Linked DNA regions of Homo sapiens: region 1 is linked to region 2. Evidence: read pairs that join two places in POLR2A ChIA-PET (ENCODE). Cell type or tissue: PC-3. All regions are shown on one strand. Each heading gives the region's core, and the rest is flanking DNA. Links, peaks and the distances in the headings are about the cores only.

What was found. ChIA-PET counts read pairs that join two places held together with the same protein. Peaks named below come from ENCODE experiments on the same cell type or tissue, not always from the same donor. Only the 100,000 strongest peaks of a DNase experiment are listed, where the experiment ranks them.
Region 1: POLR2A ChIA-PET joins it to region 2 with 6 read pairs; 2 of 35 experiments call an interaction of 5 or more read pairs at or near these places.

Annotation. Positions count from the first base shown.
Region 1 is chr1:177,088,322-177,093,146 of GRCh38, forward strand. All of the region lies in intron 1 of ASTN1 (astrotactin 1), which reads right to left. Among named protein-coding and RNA genes, the nearest start is that of MIR488, 61 kb to the left of the region's middle. In PC-3, for the core only: no CTCF peak of the experiment used is centred there; a DNase peak (open chromatin) is centred at 2,920; H3K27ac peaks cover 3,494 bases.
Region 2 is chr1:177,207,386-177,212,210 of GRCh38, forward strand. All of the region lies in intron 1 of BRINP2 (BMP/retinoic acid inducible neural specific 2), which reads left to right. Among named protein-coding and RNA genes, the nearest start is that of BRINP2, 39 kb to the left of the region's middle. In PC-3, for the core only: no CTCF peak of the experiment used is centred there; a DNase peak (open chromatin) is centred at 2,146; H3K27ac peaks cover 2,001 bases.

The sequences.
Region 1 (4,825 bases), core at 441-4,440, 120 kb before region 2:
ACTCCTAAGGTGCCCAGCCAAGCTCTCTTGGTGCTCTGCATTCCACAAAAGGGGAAATCGAGGCAGTTTACTTAAGCTGGGAAATCAGGCCAATAATCCAAAGACATACAGGGGTTGAAATAGCCCTGACATTCACCATGTGCCCGACTGGATACTTCCCTGAATGTGGCTAGCGTCATCCTCAGTAACAACAAAGAAGGCAAAATGTTCACAAGGGAAAAACACACTTTTTTTGTGAGTTATCAACAACCAAGAGATGCTACTTAAACGTTTTTGAAAAATCCTACCCTCTTTTGATAGAATACTACTTTAAAAATTATATTAAATATATTTAAAAACATGGCATGCTCATTCTAAGAAGGCACACAGCCCAGAGGATTTTGAAGCAAAATTTCTGCCCCTCTGCCTTCCAGTCGTACTCCCAGAATAAACTAATATTCAAGCTTGAAACATATCTTTACAGTGCTTTTTCCAATTCATATAAATATATGCAAACACATATGGAGTTTTCTTTGCTCTCTTCTTTCCTCCCTTCCTTTTCTTTCTTCCTTCTTTCCTCAATAAAACAGGGTATTAAAAATACCAAAATGCTTTCCTTAAGGTTAATAACAGTAATATTCATCTGATATGAACTACTTCACCTGGCTCGGGGGCAGGGAAAGTCATATCCCTACTCGTATTTCTCCTCTCTCTCTTCCCAGCACACTCCTCCCCTTTATGAGCAGGACAATGGCAGACAAAGGTGGTGAGCAAGCAAGAGAGGACGCTGATTTTTCTTGGCTATATAACTAGCTACAGCCAGTTATTTGCCTCAAAAGCAGAGGAGGTGACCCAGAAGCTGACGCCCTAATCTCATCAATGTGCAGGCATGGAGCAGGCTGAGCTCTGTGATGTATCAGATGCCAAGAGTCTTTCTGCTCAGCAAGGAGCTCACGATAGAGGGTAGTCCCTGCAAGCCCCTTGAGAGTGTCTGGATTATTTTTGAAAGAGGCCAGATTTGAACTTTCTAATAACAAAAGCTCCTGTGAGGGGAAATTAAAGCCATTGTTATTATTTGGTTAATGTATTAATCTCTGACTCATAGCTATAACTTGAGGGGGAGGGAGAGAAATAGAAAAAGAGAGAGAGAGACGCACTGGGACATCATACCCTGAAAATGTTTGCGACAAATAAGATCAACGTTTGCTTCTCAACTCTCAGTCCAGTTCACCAAAAACTAGAAACCTTATGCCAGCCAGGGTACACATGTTTGCACACTCATGCCATCCTTTCTCTCGCACACCCACTGCTCACACCCAGACAAATGCATGAAGGGCTGTTTTGTCTTTGTCCCCATTCTAAGGCCTCCTCCCGCACTGCCCCAGCCCCTAGCCTGCCCACCACCTGCACGTCACCCTCCCTTAAGTACTGTCAGGCATGCTGGGTCCTCTGGGTTCTTTCTCAACCCTACAAACTCCATCAAAATGGACTCTTAGCAAAGGGCTTGGCAATAGAGACACGAAAATAGAAATGAGAAGTCACTGACATTGGTCACCTTTTCTAGAGGTATGATCAGTCAGAGGTCTAGCAGTTTTTACTTCAATTAATAAAATAGGGCATCCTCTTCGGTTCCAACATCAAAACCATCAGTTGTCAATATGTTAATCTGGCCTTACTCACATGAACCTACATGTACACACATGTAAAACACACACACAACACACACACACACCCCCCTCAATCAGTGCCACCGTCATCAATACCATACAAAATAATATAAAACAAAGACCCTAGCAATTTAGAAAGGTACAATTTATATACAATTATATTGATAATCTTTGTAATTCAATTTTTACGAGAGCCAACCACCACAATATGATAATATCCTGGAATGAGGGATCTCACAGACCAGCAATCAGTTACCCACACACAGTACCCTGTTTATCTAGTATAGAGATTCACTGTATTTCTTACTGTCTGTCTTCCCTAATTTGAAAGATCCTTAACATTAATTGAGCATATGCAACATGCTAGACATAGCTATAGCTTTACAAACATTATATCATTTAATCCTTAAAATAACTCCTTGGTATTGATATTCTTATTATCCCTTTTATACTGTGAGCTTCCTAAAGAACAAGATCCATGAGAGAGCCTTATGTTTCCAGTCTCTGGTAGAGTGTCTAATGGATAAATAAACCATCAGAATTGCTTGGCAGATAATTAGCATCATAATGAAAGCTTAAAACTAGAAAAGATTGCAAAGATCATATAGACCCAATACCCATTTGATAATAAATTCCACCTAAATGGTCATTAACCTTGTGCTAACATAGCTCAGCTGACTCTCCACATTTGGATGAAGGCCACACATCTACAGAGAGCTCAGTTGAAATGCTCTCTACATTGAGTCAAAGTACCTCTTCTCTGAGGCTTCAATGTGTAAATTCCTTGTTCTACTCATTTTTCCTTTCCCATGTCTATAAGAAAACCTTCAAATATTTGAAGTCAACTCCCAAGGCTCCCACATTTTTTTCTCATCAAATAAAACTAGTTCATTCCGTTGTTCCTTGTCTTTCAACATGCTTTGGGATTCCTTTACCATTCTGTCTACATGACCTTGTTTTCTAGATGGGTGGGGGGCTGGGGGGCTAAACACAAATATTTATAAGAAGCTGAAGGGTAACATGCATATGTGAGTCTGGTCCTGCTTGATAACAAAGGAGTGATGAGGCTGGTGAAAGGGGAAGTCCTGCCCCACCAAAATGCTTTCAAATGAAAAAAAATAAACTTCTGAAAGCCAAATATGTATTTGGATTAGGTGCATGTACTGAATTAGATGCTTCCTGAAACACAGCAACCAGAACTGACCTCAAAAGTCTAGGTGTCATCTGACCAACTCTCAAAAAAGTGATGTTAATTCCTCATTGGAGTAACTATACTCTATTAAATATTGCAAACATTACATTAACCTTTTAGTACGTGACATTCTGTTGACTCACATCAGGCTTCCTGTGAACTAAAGCCTGGAATTATTTTTATAGGGCTGTTATTAGTGGTTTTTCTTGAATGCAGTTTTAGGATTCCATGTTTATTTTTACTAAATTTTACCTTGTCAGATTCAGCCCATCTTTCCAATCTGTCAAGATTCTTCTGAGTGCTGACTGTCATCTTTGCTATCCAATGCAAATACTCCCTTTGCTAGCTTCACGTAACTTATAATTATGATAAACATGTCTTTTTAATTGAGATATAATTTGCATACCATAAAATTTACTCTTTTAAGATGCACAATTCAGTGATTTTTAAAATATTCACAAAGTTGTGCAACTATCACTATTCTCTAATTCTAGAACAGTTCTATCTCCCCAAAATGAAACACTCCCATTAGCAGTTCCCATCCCCCAGCCCTCCATCCTCTAGCAACCACTAATCAACTTTCTGTCTCTATGTATTTGCCTATTATGACATCTCTTATAAATGGAGTTCTATAATATGTTTCTGATTTCTTTCACTTAGCACAGTGTTTTTATGATTCATACATGTTGTAGCACGTATCGGCACTTCACTTTTATGGCCAAATAATAATACATTGTGTTGATATAACACACTTGTGGATTGTCTCTTTTTTTTAATATTATGAATAATGCTACTATAAAATTTTATGTATACTTTTTTTGTGTGAACAGATATTTTCAATTTTCTTGGTTATGTACCTAAAATAAAATGACTGGGTCATATGGTAATTCTATGTTTAACTTTTTGAAGAAATGCCAATTGTTTTCTGCATCAGCTGAACCACTTTAAATTCCCACCAGCAAGGTACAAGATTTTCAATTTCTCCACATCCTCCACCACATTTATTATTGTTCCCATTTTTGACTGCACTCACCCTAGAGGCTGTGAAGTTGGAATCTCATTGTGGTTTTGTTTTGCATTTTCTAATGACTAAGGATGTTGAGCATCTTTTCATCTGCTTGTTGGTCATTTCTGTATCTTCCTTAGAGAAATGTCTGTTCAAATCTTTGACCAATGCTTAACTAGAATACTTGTCTTTTTATTGTTGAGTTGTAGGAGTTCTTTATACATACTGACTACAAAACCTTTATCAGATACATGATTTACAAATATTTTCTCCCATACTGTGGGTTGTATTTTTACTTTCCTGATGGTGAATTTTGAAGCACAAAAGTTACAAACTTTGACGAAGTCAAATTTACCTAGTTTTCTTTTGTCGCTTTTGCTTTTGGTGTCATATTTAAGATCCATTGCTTAATCCAAGATCACAGAAATTTACACCTATATTGTCTTCTAATAGTTTCATATTTTTGGCACTTACATTTAGGTGTTTGATCCATTTGGGGTTCATTTTGGTATATGGCATGGGGTAAAGGTCCAACTTCATTGTTTCCATGTGATAGGCAGTTTGCAGTTGTCCCAGCACTTTTTTTGACAAAATTATGATTTCCCTCATTGAATTGTCTTGGCACTCTTGCCAAAAATGAATTGTCTGTAAATATAAGGGTTTACTTCTAGGCTGTAAAGTGATATCTCATTGGGTTTTTTATTTTAGACATTCAATACTAACCCATTTCTATATATCTGTGCTTATGCTAGTACCACACTGTTTTTATTGCTGTAGCTTTGTAGGATAAACATGTCCTTGACTGTTAAAGAAGTTAGTTATAGAAATGCTGAACAAGACGGAACTGAACAGAGAGCTCTGTGCCACGACACTAGAATATAAGCTCCATGAAGTCAGGGGCTTCATTTCCTTTGGTCACTGTGCATGACCAGTACCTAGAAAAAAGTCTGGTACATGGTAAAGCTCTGAATATATATTTGT
Region 2 (4,825 bases), core at 558-4,557:
GGAAGAGTAGGGTTGCTGAAAACAAGTGTTGTCATAGGATGCAGCCATGTAAGGGCGGGCATGTGGAAGTCCTGTGTGGATAACAGAGTCCTGCAGGCATTTGTTGGAACCAGAGATTTGTCAGAGGAGTGGGGTGCAACCAAGGGTCTCTGGGCTGAGTGGCAAATACATGCCTCGAATCTGGTCCCAGCTGTACCATTAGTCGCATATGTAAGTCTAAACCTCAGAATCTGGATTCTGCATCTTTCTCTATGAAACAAAGGGCCTTTGTGATGAGTCTAGAATTCCAGATGTCAGTTGCCGACATGGTGGCCGTTTTCCTGGAATATTTCTCTGGCTACATTGGTTACAGTTTCTCTCTGGTTGCTTCCCTTTCCCTGCTCCCTCAAAAAAGGCTGGTTCCTGGGGCTGAGAGTTAGAATAGGCCCTGGAGGTGGAAGGAGGTGAAGTGAGGAAAGTGAACCAAGAAGCTAAATCTAGACAGGAGGCAGGAAAAGCAAAATAAAGACAGAAAGACAGAAACCAGGAAAGAGAAAAGTCAGGCCAGAGTGGCCAGCAGTGCCAAACGCCGCAGACAAGTTAGGGTAATGGGGGAGAAGTGGATTGAGGGGTGTAGAACCTGGTGGTTACAACCTGCACTCTGGACCCAGACAACCCACTCTGGCCATGAAATGCTGCTTTAGAAATTAATCTCTTTAGCTCCTAATTTCCTCATCCATAAAAAGAATCTAACAGTAGAACACAAAGCTTTTTATTGTCCTGTGGATCAAATGAGACAATGTATGAAAAGCAGTAAGAGCAATGTCTGACACCCAGTCATCGCTCAGTAAGTACTAGCCACAGGTACTAAGATGCCTCCCAGGCTTGGAGACTGGAAAGTTGCCGCAGGTTTTGCAGAAGTCAAGCTTAAAGATGTTTGTGGAAAGACAGGCAGGCACTGTATGTAAGTAGGTTAAAGAACAGTGTTGAGAGGCAAATTTGGGAAGGATAGTTTTGTGTTTGAAACAAATATCCAACAAATGAGAATAAGTAGATAAGTACTGTCTTTTAAAAAAGTGTACTTAACCATTTCCCCACTCTCCTTATCCCCTGGTGTGGTGACGGCTGTAACCCACTAACTGCTGGTAACTGCCCTTCAGAGAAATGCATCCCAGGTGCTGAATCTGTAGAGAGTGTGCATTATTCTCTGGCCCCTTCTCCACTACATTCTACATTTGCATCATAGCCACAGATTTTTTTTTTCTTCATCTTCTTCTTTTTTCAGCTGTTGTCCTTTAACTGTTATTTCCTTAATGAACAGGTAAGATTTGATTTTAACACAGTTATCACAGTAAGTGCTGAAAAGGAAGGTGTCTAGGAGTGACACTGACGTGTTTGGGTCCCAGCCTCAATAAGAATCCTTTGAAGGCACAAATAACACAATTGGAGTTTATCAAAACGCATTACATATTTGAACCCTGGCAAGCCACCTCAGGGTACTGTACTCCAGGGGTGTGTTGATGGTACCCAGAAATGTACGTGATCAGGCAAATGTACTTTTCTTCTTTTGTTTGCCTCTTGGGTCGTCTCTTGCCTTTATTCCCTGCACCTTTACAACTGTGCTGCATCACCAAGAGTGAGGCTTGTCATTCTGGAGTTTAAGAGGTAAAACACAGAAGTGGCAGGGCCCTGTGTGTGACCGCATGGGTTGTGTTCCGCTCAACAACACAGGGTGCCATTCACTTAGGCTACAGTGTGAATGGTGCCTCTTGGTGTTGTGCAAGGACAATCTGCATCACAGTATGTGGTGGCCCTGTAGGGGAAGCAAGGGGTTCTAAGTTAGGATATTTAAAAAAAAAAAAGAAAAAGAAAAAAAGATCTGAAACCATCTTTAATTGAAACTTCAGGGATCGACAAGCACAGAAAGCATATGGGTAATTTCTCCCTAGGCCCTCCACACCAGCTGAGATGTCAGGAGGGCAGCTGCAGCCTTTGGGCAGCTCATTAGGGCAGAGAGTGAGGATGGATGGAGTGAGACAGAAAGCCTCTTCCTGCTGAATCACCAGCACCAGTTCCAAGATCTGCCTGGGCCATCCTCACAGGCTGCTTGGCCAAGGACTGACTAAGCACAAGGCTGTAGAACTGGCAGAGAGTCAAGAATGGTGGGGCTGGGCAATAGCTAAAGGAGTGACATTTGTGAATGAGTGTGATGAATTGTTTCTGTTTGTTTAGACTAAACCCCAGCTCCGCCTCACGCAAGTGGAGCAACCAAGTGTGAGACACTGAGATCCTGGAAATGAAAGGATTGTCTGACCAGCTGTTCAAATTGGTGGCTGAAGCTCTCCGGTAAGAACAGCTAACACTCAGGTCTCACTCAGAGTCTTATAGATAACAAAAAAAAAGAAAAAAAATGGAGATAAAAGAGTATTCATAATACCTTGTTCTAATTTTTTAGTTAGAAAAAGAGCTTTTATGATTATAAAAATAATTCATCGCTTTATAGAAAATTTGGAAATACATAAAATCCTAACAAAGAAGGTAAAGAGCATCCATAATTTCAGCACCTGGCAACAATTATTAATATAAATTCATTTGCAATACTTTTCTTTCTTGAGAGCATAGCATTTTGCTGACATTTTCTAATTCATTCTGTGGTGTAGATGTGTGAGGGTTGTTGGAATAGAACAGTGCGTACTTTTATTATCATTACAGGAGAGAAGTCAAAATAGCAAATTCACTGACTTCTCCAAAGTCAGAGAAATTTGTGATGGCAATATCTTCTGTCCTCTGCTTCTGGTCTCTAAAAATAAAAACAGCCTAACAAGTTAATATTTATCTAGTGCTTTTCAGTCATATAATCTTTCCCTTGTGGTGCCATTCTGCTGTGTGCTTTCTATATTTACTCACCTAAGTTCCAGAGCAGAGACAGCCATGGTTCAAGAGAGTTTAACCAAGCAGTTGGAGGTGGAAAATCAGGAGCCAGGCCCTCTGATTCCTTCACTTGTCTAGAACCATGCTTCACTCAAAATCTTTCTGCTTGAGGCAACAAAATGAAAAGAGTACACTGCTCTTCATAAAGTTACAGTACATATTTGTATATAGGAATGGAGTGAGCAATGTACATGCACAACAATAAATACATAGAAATATATAGGAATGGATGAAATATAGACCTGTCCAGCCCTGTGTTCATTATGATAGCCACCAGCCACATGTGGCCATTGAGCATTTAATATATAGCTTGTGCAACTAATTAACTAAATTTTAAGTTTTTATTTTTTTAAGTTAAAAACATACTCAGTTCAGATGTTAGAAAAAGTTTAAGTATTCTTGGAGTAACTCATATAGGTGAATCTATTTTTTAACTATAAATTATTTGACATCTAAATAGAGAATCAAAACTTTCCGATGAAAAATTATTATCTAAACTGAGATGTGCAGTAAATGTGAAATACATACCAGATCTCAGACTCAGTGTGAAAAAAAAAACTCAGTCATAATTTTCTTATACTGATTACATGTTCAGATGACAATATTTTGGATTAGGTTAAATAAAATATTATTAAAATTAGGTGCATTTATTTCTTTTTATATTTTTAATATAGCTATTAGTAAATTTAATATATATATTATGTATATATATATTATGTACATGTATATATATGGTTTGCATTATATTTCTATTGCACCACCCTGGATACAACCAGATAACAAGTCTCCAGTTATGTCCATAAAGCTTTAAATTATGAGGATCTGTCTTACAACGTCTAAGGTATTCCTCATGTGTTTCAATAAAAGAGCATATATTTTAAAATTGTAGATTGGTAAATAGCATAGATGTCAAAATTAGAACCAAGATGTCAATGTTGGCCCCATCAACTGTGTAAATATATATAACTTTATTTTTTTCATTTTTCTCCTGTGTGCTTCGTAGTAATTTCAGCTCTACAGGGAAGTTATGCAAGACTATAAATAACTCTCATGGGCCCTTCACCCAGTGACCCTTTCAAGGTTTACAGCTGACCCAGTAACAGCCTGTATGACAAAAGATCTAGTTCAGGATTGTACATTGCACGTACTTGTCATGCCTCTTCAGTGTCCTTCAATCTGGAACAATTTGTTCCTCCGTCCTACTTTGACCTTCATGACCTTAATATTTTTGAAGATTACAGGCTTGTTATTTTGTAGGATGTTCCTTAATTTAGATTTGTCTGTGATTTCCTCGTTCTGTCCAGCCCTGTGTTGTTCATTATGATTCAAGTTATGGCTTTTTGGCAGGACTATCACAGAAGTGATTCTATGATCTCACTGGATCCTATCAGCTGGCACATGATTTTTATTTGGGTTATTACTGGTGGTATTAACTGACCACTTGAGTAAGATGGTAGCTGTCATGTTTGTCCACAGTAAAGTTATTTTTTTTCTCTGTATAAGTGTTTTGAAGAAATACTTTAAAACTGTGAAATATCTCATTCTACATCAACTTTTATCCCATCGTTTGGCAGTGATTTATGTTTCTTACCTCAATGGATTATCACTGTGATGATTGCTAAATAATAATTCTCTAATTCCATAATTTTTGTGCATGTATTAGTTGACATTATATTATAAATAAAAGGTTTCTTTTCTTTCTCTGTTTGAGTATATCAATCAATCTACCTACCTACCTATGTGCCATCTGTCTACATATCTCTATAGACACAGATAGATAGATAGATAGATAGATAGATAGATAGATAGATAGATGATAGATAAAATGTGGCCTCATAGATTAGTATTTTACTCACTGAAATGTAATCTATTTGCCATTGTCCTGGAGTTCATGAGGGGAGCCCTTTCAAGGTGG